2 separate regions of the Homo sapiens genome follow, and region 2 is linked to region 1. A link is a contact called in ENCODE Hi-C or POLR2A ChIA-PET data. All regions are on one chromosome and are shown on one strand. The core of a region is the stretch at or near the end of the contact, and the rest is flanking DNA. Distances in the headings are between cores, read along the strand shown. Region 1 overlaps RCC1L (RCC1 like). Region 2 overlaps HIP1 (huntingtin interacting protein 1).

The links. Hi-C counts contacts between places; a loop is a spot of excess contacts on that map. ChIA-PET counts read pairs that join two places held with the same protein, here RNA polymerase II (POLR2A). Pooled maps may share reads with other maps.
Region 2: a loop to region 1 is called in a map with no recorded cell type, with 2.7 times the contacts of the local background. The contact joins two enhancer-like sites. A Hi-C loop is called at or near these places in 1 of 168 maps with a recorded cell type or tissue (GM12878), 1 of 37 single-sample maps with no recorded cell type and 1 of 50 pooled maps. POLR2A ChIA-PET finds 5 or more read pairs at or near these places in 1 of 52 experiments (Caco-2).

What each region holds. Positions count from the first base shown.
Region 1 is chr7:75,052,415-75,057,129 of GRCh38, reverse strand. RCC1L (RCC1 like) reads left to right here. Exons shown (of 11, transcript NM_030798.5): 9 at 1,056-1,229; 10 at 4,334-4,419. Among named protein-coding and RNA genes, the nearest start is that of RCC1L, 19 kb to the left of the region's middle. Within about 2 kb of position 2,154, at least 13 of the 41 ENCODE cell types and tissues checked have a DNase peak (open chromatin) inside an H3K27ac peak, as active enhancers do.
Region 2 is chr7:75,647,846-75,652,560 of GRCh38, reverse strand. All of the region lies in intron 1 of HIP1 (huntingtin interacting protein 1), which reads left to right. Among named protein-coding and RNA genes, the nearest start is that of HIP1, 89 kb to the left of the region's middle. Within about 2 kb of position 2,267, at least 16 of the 41 ENCODE cell types and tissues checked have a DNase peak (open chromatin) inside an H3K27ac peak, as active enhancers do.

The DNA of each region.
Region 1 (4,715 bases), core at 905-3,404:
ATGGTGGTACATGCTTGTAATCCTAGTACTTGGAAGGCTAAGGTGGGAGGATTGCTTGGACCCAGGAGGCAGAGGTTGTAGTGAGCCGAGATTGCGCCACTGCACTCCAGCCTGGATGACTCTGTCTCAATAGAAAAAGAAAAAATGAAAAATTAGCTGGGCATGGTGGTGCACACCTGTAGTCCCAGCTACTCAGAAGGCTGAGGCAGAAAGGTCCCTTGAGCCCAGGAGTTCGAGCTGCAGTGAGCTATGATCATGCCACTGCACTGGGCAACACGGTGAGACCCTGTTTCAAAAAAGGAAGGGACTATGGCCATGGGAAGATGGCATTGGATTAGAAGATGGCATTACAGGGTGTGAATGAAGTTCTTAACAAAAAGCGAATAGTCTGCGATTTATCTGTAGATACATGGCCACAGAGCTGAGTCATCCTAGAGCAAACCTCTGGAGTGGAGAGCGAACTACTTCATTCCCCTCCCTTAGCCTGGGCCAGAGAGACTCCAGCTCTGCCTTCTCCAGCCAAAAAATCAAAGGCAGATGGGAGAACAGCCTTCAGCTTTGGATAACGATGAAATATCTGGCACCACTGATGAATATTAAACTTTCTATAACCAAAACATCATTTCTAAGAGTTTTAAGAATCTGGCCAGACATTGTTGATGTGTTTGGCCTTCTGATCAGTGTGAAACACAGAGCTGTCATTAGGGGGAGAAAACATCCTCCAATTCTCTGGTATTCGTATGGGTTTTCTGGATGATTTATACGCTCGTCCCTTCCAGGTTACTAACCCTCAAGATGTGGGAAGTTTGTGTTCTGAGCCAGGAGAGCTGGCGAGACAGACTCCCCCAGCAAGAATTTAAGCAGGGGAGAGAGAATTATTATTCTAAATCTCTGTCTGCATGTTCTTGCCAAGCAAGGAGGAAAAAAACAAAACAAAAAAAAAACAAAAAAAAACCGTGTGGATGTCATAAACCTTGGTGGTGTAGTTTGAGTTTCTGGTGAGGGAGGTTCTTACTTGGATGGACTTACTGACCCTTGTTTTTACTGTAATGTAGGAGAAGGACATGTTTTTGTCTGGGGCTATGGAATTCTTGGGAAAGGTCCAAACCTAGTGGAAAGTGCCGTCCCTGAAATGATTCCACCCACTCTCTTTGGCTTGACGGAGTTCAACCCAGAAATCCAGGTTTCCCGCATCCGATGTGGACTCAGCCACTTTGCTGCACTGACCAGTAAGTTACCAAGCCCGGTGGCCCTGGTGTGAGCCCAGCAGAGGTTCTCTGTCTCCAGTTCAACCCCAAACTGCGGGCAGCTCTCAGGTTCCACCCATCCAACAGAACGGCGCCTTTGTACTGATAACTCAAGCAAGGGCTAAGCCAGAAGTTGTTTGCCTCGAGGTTGTATAATGTCTTGTTTTCCCCCCCTGGAGTTTTAATTTTGGTTCGTTTGGTTTGTGGGTAGGCTAACGTGAACGTGCATTTTCTCAAGAGAGCACCCGTCGGTGGTAGGAAGGGGCATTGCTAGTACGTCGGGTGCTGGAGGAAACCAGCAGAGGCTTGGCGGATCCATGGGTGGGTGATTAGGAAGTGAATGTGTGGGGCTTAATCCCATTCCCTGGCCGAGCCCAGACCCTGATCTGACCCAGGATATGGGATGGCAAAAGGCCGATTTGTCAGACTGTCCCGTGGTTTCACGGAGGTAAATCTACCGATTTCTCCAAAGTGCCGGGGTAGAGAATGATGAAAGGGGAGAGCAAAATGGAGGTTTTTCCCAAAGGCCTGCCAGATTACAAAGCCACAGAATATCCGCTTACCCTGCAGGGTAAGGGTAAGGAATGTGTCCTTTTCTTGGTTACATCTCTTACTCCACCACAGTTACCGTGGGTTCAATTTGCTGCTCTTTAGTTGACTCGAATAGTAAAACTGTCCTGAATTAATTTCATTCTGTGATTCTCAAGTAAATTAGTTATTTCCTTGCAATTAAAAGAATCTTTTCATCTCATGGCAAGTAATTGTTTTCTTTTTAAACATCCAGGCCGGGACAGTCAGTTGGTGTCATCTTTGGTTGAGTTCTCTGGCCTCATTCCCACGTGGGGCCTGTCCCAGATGCTCACCCTCTGTACCAGGGTCCTAACTGCTATTCACTTATTGTCTGAATTCCAGGCTCCAGAGGCCGTCAAACAGGCAGGCCTGGGTTGTTATGGCTGCCAGCTGGAGTTTTATCTGGCTCTAGGCTGAAGCACTGAAGTGGCAGTGGTCATGACTAAGCCAGAGAATTCCTGGCCACTGCCCAGCCAGAGTGGCCACTTGCATTTGCAGCTGAGTGTAGGTCTCATGAATTCTTTTTTTTTGAGTTGGAGTCTCACTCTTGTTGCCCAGGCTGGAGTGCAATGGCGCGATCTTGGCTCACTGCAACCTCCGCCTCCCGAGTTCAAACGATTCTCCTGCCTCAGCCTCCCAAGTAGCTGGGATTACAGGCACACACCACCACGCCCGGCTAATTCAGTGTCATGAATTCTTAAAGCTATTTTGATTTGATAAATAAGAGTCGTATGGACTAATTTTGGGGGAAACAAATATCTACTTTCCAGAAAGTTCTTAAGGCCTCAACTATGGGCAGAGACACATGTTTAGAAATCTGTGTGAAGCATTTGACTAGAGCAGAGGCTTTTCTATTTGCCCTCATGCCATGTAGCCATTTCAGGTCACAGCGAAATGAAATTCCTTTCTGGATTTCTCCCCGAGACTTAACAGGCCTCCTTCTAAGGGTGAGTTACTGCCTGTTGGTAGACAGAGCCTAGCTGTCTTCCTGCCTGTGTGCCTGGCATTTGCAGATAGCCATCTGGGAATTAGAGTTGGTTGGTTTATCCTGTGGTCTGCTAGCATTTTGGGGAGCCAGGCCGAATTGTTCTATTAAACACCTAAGGGCTAGCTGGGTGCAGTGGCTCATGCTTGTAATCCCAGCACTTTGGGAGGCCAAGATGAGAGGATCCCTCAAAGCCCAGGAGTTCGAGACTAGCCTAGGCAACATAGTGAGATCCCTTTTCTACAAAAAATACAGAAATTAGCTGGGTGTGGTGGTGTGCGCCTGTAGTCCCAGCTACTCTGGAGGCTGAGGTGGAAGGACTGCTTGAGTTTGAGAGTTCAAGGCTGCAGTGAGCTATGTTTGTGCCACTGCGTCGCAGCCTGGGCAGCAGAGTGAGACCCTGTCTCAAAAGCAAACAAACACACACACACAAAAACTATCTAAGGTCTGAGTGTGGAGAACAAGGGGCATGCTTAGATCAGGGGCCTAAGACAGCTTGTAATTATTCCGTACTTCATCAGCCCCAGGTCTTGTAGTCCTGGCTTTTCCATGTCACTTCCTCTGCCTCCCATGACCCAAGCCTTTTGCCCAACAGCTGATGGTGACATGGGCCCAGGAGTGCCCCAGCTGGTGCAGACAGAGTCCCACCTGAAGGCCGGGCTAGGAGAGGCCATCTCCTGGGTTGACCTCTTAAACAGCATCTTGTACTTTTTCTTCATGACAGTTTTTACAGTTTGTAAACATATATTAAAATCATCTGTCTGTTCCGTCTCTGGCCAGTCCCCAGCTCCTGGAACACAGACCTAGACCCAGCACAAGCAGGCACTTGGTCATTAGATGCCCTGTGGCTGAATGCTCCCAAGATATGGACAATCAATCCAGGAATGACAAATTGTCTTACTTTTCACTGTCAAATCAGGAAGCCCAGGGTGTCGCCAGGATTTGTGGAAGGCAGAGTTTGGTGGCACACGATTGTGGGCGGGGCACAAGGGGTGAGCAGAGTGGGCCGTGTGCATCAGTGACCTCCAGCCCCGTGCACCACCCCCAGACCCCAGCTCCATGCACCACCCCCAGACCTGTCCACCACCCCCAGACCCCAACTCCATGCACTACCCCCAGCCCTGTCCACCACCCCCAGACCCCAGCTCCATGCACCACCCCCAGCCCTGTCCACCACCCCCAGACCCCAGCTCCATGCACCACCCCCAGCCCCGTGCACCACCCCCAGACCCCAGCTCCATGCATCACCCCCAGCCCCGTGCACTGCCCCCTGCCCCATCTTCATTTGAGTGCTCATCTCCCACGTGGGTGGATGCAGCAGAAGTCCTGGCCGTGGATGTGTTTTCGATATGGGGACAGCATCTCAGACCCTTACTTTTGCCTTCAAAGAAAGCATGAACGCCTGGTAAAAGCTGAACAGTGGGCTCTGTAGGTATCTGGTTCTAGAAAGCCTGTTCTCATGACCCATCCTCTCCTTGGAGACTTGTTCTTCACACAGTCCCAACCAACCCCTGTTTTCCTCCCTTTGCAGACAAAGGAGAGCTGTTTGTATGGGGCAAGAACATCCGAGGGTGCCTGGGAATCGGTCGCCTGGAGGACCAGTATTTCCCATGGAGGGTAAGGCTGGCCGGGGAGGTCTTGAGAATGGATGCTAAGAGTAGAGTCACCTGACGTCACTGCAGACACCTCGCGTGCAGATGGGCCAGGACGAGGGCCATGGGACCTGCTCCCCCTTCCGGGTCCTGGCTGCACTCCTGCAGCGCGGCATGCTATGTCATTGCACACTCTGTGGTGACACCCATGAGATACCCGTGGTGCATCTGCATGGTGTGATGCGTGGGGGAGTGACACCAGGCTTCTTGGGGTGCAGGAGCTGGGTCAACCCATCCCGGCCCACTGACTGGGAGGTTGGA
Region 2 (4,715 bases), core at 1,018-3,517, 600 kb before region 1:
GAGACACCATTTCTACAAAAAATTTAAAAATTAGCTAGGAGCAGTGGCACGCACCTGTAGTCCTAGCTACTCAGGAGGCTGAGGTGAGAGGATTGTTTGAGCCCAGGAGTTGGAGGCTGCAGTGAGTTATAATCGCACCACTGCACTCCAGATGACAGAGCAACACCCCATCTCTTAAAAAATGAAAATGTAAACTTAAAACAATGAAAAAATTAACATACATATAGTGGTTTTTTTTTTTTTTTTGAGACAGTCTCGCTCTGTCACCCAGGCTGGAGTGCAGTGGTGCAATCTCAGCTCACTGCAACCTCCACCAACTGGGTTCAAGTGATTCTCCTGCCTCAGCCTCCCGAGTAGCTGGGATTACAGGTACACGCCACCATGCCCAGCTAATTTTTGTTATTTTTCATAGAGATGGGGTTTCACCATGTTGGCCAGGCTGGTCTCAAACTCCTGACCTCAGGTGATCCACCTGCCTTGGCCTCCCAAATTGCTAGGATTCCAGGTGTGAGCCACCATACCAGGCTCATATAGTGCTTTTTTTTTTTCTTTGAGACAGAGTCTCGCTCTGTCGCCCAGGCTGCAGTGCAGTGGCGCAATCTCAGCTCACTGCAACCTCCGCCTCACGGGTTCAAGCGATTCTCCTGCCTCAGCCTCCCGAGTAGCTGGGACTACAGGTGCCCACCACCATGCCCAGTGCTTTAATAAAAACAATCACTAACCTTTATATAACAGTAGGTATGCAGGCAATTTTCTAAATACTTTCCATAATATTAACTTAGCGTCAAAACAACCCCAAGAGGTAGCTATGATTAGCCTTGTTTTATAGACAGAGAAACTGAGGCACAGAGAAGTTGAGTGACTTGCCCAAGGCCACACGTAGAATAAGTGTTGCAGCCAGGGTTGCCGCCCAGGGCCTCCTCTGAATTTGACAGTGACCCACCCAAGGCTACACAGATAGGAAGGCAGGACTTGAACTTGGGGTTCTGATGTAAGAACCACTCTGCATTCAGCATCCCTACTTTGGCTTTAGAATCTTGGGATGTTTTTACAGTGTGGAGAATCCTTCTTTTTTTTTTTTTTTTTTTTTTTTTTTTTTTGAGATATGGAGTCTCACTCTGTAACCCAGGCTGGAATGCAGTGGCACAATCTTGGCTCACTGCAACCTCCACCTCCCGGGTTCAAGCGATTCTTCTGCCTCAGCCTCCCGAGTAGCTGGGACTATAGGTGCCCACTACCATGCCTGGCTAATTTTTGTATTTTTAGTAGAGACGGTGGTTTCACCATATTGACCAGGCTGGTCTCGAACTCCTGACCTCGTGATCGGCCTGCCTCTGCCTCCCAAAGTGCTGGGATTACAGGTGTGAGCCACTGTGCCTCAGGTCTTTGAAGACCCTCTCACCCTCCCCCGTTTTCATGCGGACTGAGTCCCCCCATGCCCCTCCCTCCTCCTGTGTGGGCAGCTGTCTCTTGCTAAATGGCTTTGGTTGCAGAGCTCATGTCGTGGCTCTCAAAAAGAAATGTGCGGGATGAATAAGCACCTAACAATAACCCAGAATCAGTTTTTTTGTGTGGTGGGGAGAGGGCTGTGTTTTCCTTTCTCTTCCCTCTTCTCCCTCACTCTGCCCCCAAGGCCAGTAAATTGCTGCTGGCTCACAGCCGGGCCAAGCTGGCTTCCTGTAAGCCGTGATAACATGGAATTAGCTTGGCTGCCACCCTCCCCAGGGCGGGGACACCAGCTCTGAGCCACTACAGGCGACTCTGAGCTGGTACTTCCTGCCCTCAGCCTGGTCCATGCTTCTGGGACACTGCTTTGGAGATAACTGGGCAGAGCCGGGTATGGTGGCTCACGCCTGTAATCCCAGCACCTTGGGAGGCCGAGGAGTTTGAAACCAGTCTGGCCAACATGGCGAAACCCCGTCTCTACTAAAAATACACAAATTAGATGGGCGTGGTGGTGTGCACCTGTAATTCCAGCAACTTGGGAGGCTAAAACAGGAAAATCCCTTGAACCCAGGAGGTAGAGGTTTCAATGAGCCAAGATCGCACCATTGCACTCCAGCCTGGGTGACAGAGGGAGACTCTGTCTCAAAAAAAAAAAAAAAAAGATAACTGGGCAGAGACACATCCCTGGACTTGTCCTCCAGCGGAGAAGCAGTGGAAAAACCTCTCCCCAGTACAAGGCTGGCAGCTCCTGAACTGGGCCATTAAGGGTGCTCCAAATTACCACTTACAGGGAGGAGCTGGCGGGCAGGGGCAGAGAGCTCTGGCAGCCTGGGGCACCCTTGAGGCGAGGTTTCCAGGCTGTTTGCTGACTCAGGGACTTGGCTGAGTGGCTCCCGTCTGTCCTGGTGCCTCTAAAAGGCCCTCTGACCCCTGCTGGCCTCCCGCAGCCTGCCTGGAGAGGCTTTAGAAATTCGGCAGATCTTTGCTTCCCAGAACCCGCCAGCTAATCATGAGATCCTAAGACCAAGCCAGGTGTTTTTCTTAGGGGGTCTATCTTGCAGAATGGTTAGGCTCTGGGGGTGCACCTGGCATCTCCATATAGCTCAGCCACGCTTGAAGTCACCCTTTCCCCTGTGATGTCAAATCTGTGGAAAGGGACCATGGACACCTGTGTTTAATATGGGGGGAACAGCAGTGTCAGGAGGAAAAACAGGTCTATTAATATCAGAGGCAAAGCGTTCAGAGGTCTCCGCCTATGCTGAACTTTTGGCCAAGGGATGGAAAATTCCAGGTGGGAGCTTGGAAATTCCCCGTGTAGGAGAAGCAGTAAGGGAAGTGCCACACTTCCTTGCTTCCTGCAGCCCTCAGCTTCAGCCAAGACCAGGCCGGGGGTTCCTGAGTCCTGGCTGTGGTTGTTCAGTTGTTCATAGTCTTGGCTACACATCACAGCCTCCTGGGGGAGGTTTAAAGTTCTGATGCCCAGGCTGATCCCAGACCCATTACATCAGAATCCCTGGGGCGGGGCCCAGGCTTCCCAGGTAATTGGAGTGTGCAGCTGGGGTGAAGAACCGCAGCTGGCAATAACAACCTCTGTTTTCCTCCACCCTCTGTCTGGCTCCTTTATTTTTGCCCTCTCAGATTCAGAGGTAGGTATGGCTGTGCATAGTGGGTGCTTGGAAAATAGTGTTCAGGGTCATTGCTGCTACTACTGCTAATAGTAATTTAGGTTCACTCAAAGGGCGAGGAGCATTGGAAAAGTGCTTTGCTATGATTTCATTTAAAAATGTTCCAGACCAGCTGCAGTGGCTCACGCCTGTAATCCCAGCACTTTGGGAGGCCAAGGCAGGCTGATCATCTGAGGTCGGGAGTTTGAGACTAGCCTGACCAACATGGAGAAACCCCGTCTCTACTAAAAATACAAAATTAGCTGGGTGTGGTGGCATATGCCTATAATCCCAGCTACTCGGGAGGATGAGGCAGGAGAATTGCTTGAACCCGGGAGGCGGAGTTTGCGGTGAGCCGGAATCATGCCATTGCACTCCAGCCTGGGTAACAAGAGCAAAACTCTGTCTTAAAAAAAAAAAAGTTCCTAGCCTGGACAACTCAGTGAGACCCCATCTCTAAGAAAAAAATAAAAAATAGCCAGTCATGGTGGCATGCACCTGTAGTCCCAGTGAGACCAGGTCTCACTATGTTGCCCAGACTGGCCTCAAACTCCTGAGCTCAAGCGATCCTCCCATCTTGGCCTCCTAAAGTGCTGGGATTACAGGCCTGAGTCACTGAACCTGACCCTGATTCCTCTTAATGTCCCCACTGCCTCCCATTCCCAGGGTCTGCTCTCTGGGCAGGGTGTCTCTGTGCCGCCTTCCTTCCCACAGCACGTCTCATGTCTCTCCTTGCCCCCTTCTTGAAGCCATGGCCCCAATTCAGGCTTCTGTCTTCCTGGCTCACCTCTGCAGCCCCTGACTTCCGGCAGCTTAGGGGGTCTATCATGCAGAATGGAAAGGTTCTGGGGGTGCACCTGGCATCCGCATATGGCTCAGCCGTGCTTGAAATCACCCTTTCCCCTGCGACGTCAAATCTGTGGAAAGGGACCATGGACACCTGTGTTTAATATCGGGGCAACAGCAGTGTCAGGAGGAAAAACAGATCTAGTAATATCAGGGGCAGAGTGTTCAGGGAGAACACTGAATCTACAGGGGCTTTGAGGCTTGATGCTCCTCCATGACCCTGCCCAGTGACTCCAACCAGACCCAGCTACTCCAACCAGCCTCATCTACTCCAACCAGCCCCAGCTACTCCAATCAGCCCCAACTACTCCGACGAGCCCCAGCTACTCCAACCAGCCCCAACTACTCCAACCAGCTTCAGCTACTCCAACTAGTCCCAGCTACTTCAACCACTCTCAGCTACTCCATCCAGCCCTCAGCTACTCCAACCAGCCTCAGCTACTCCAACCAGCCCCAGCTACCCCAGCCAGCCTCAGCTGGAGCTCCGAAAGCCAAGAAGTGCCCAGTGCTTTGCACCTGAGTCTGTCTTTGCCTGGCTGGCTAGCATACCCCTCCCTGCATAGCAGCCTGTGCTGTCTTTCTGTGGCCTACACAGGAGGGCCTAAGGGGTCTAGCTGGAACTCCCTGCCCAGCTGGAACTCCCTCACCCTCCCTGTGTATCTGCTCAGTGAGATGGCTCTGCTTCCAGCATAGAACTCACCTGGTTCACACCACGCCTCACACTTGGTCACACTGCCACTCGTGTTCAGTCCCACTGCC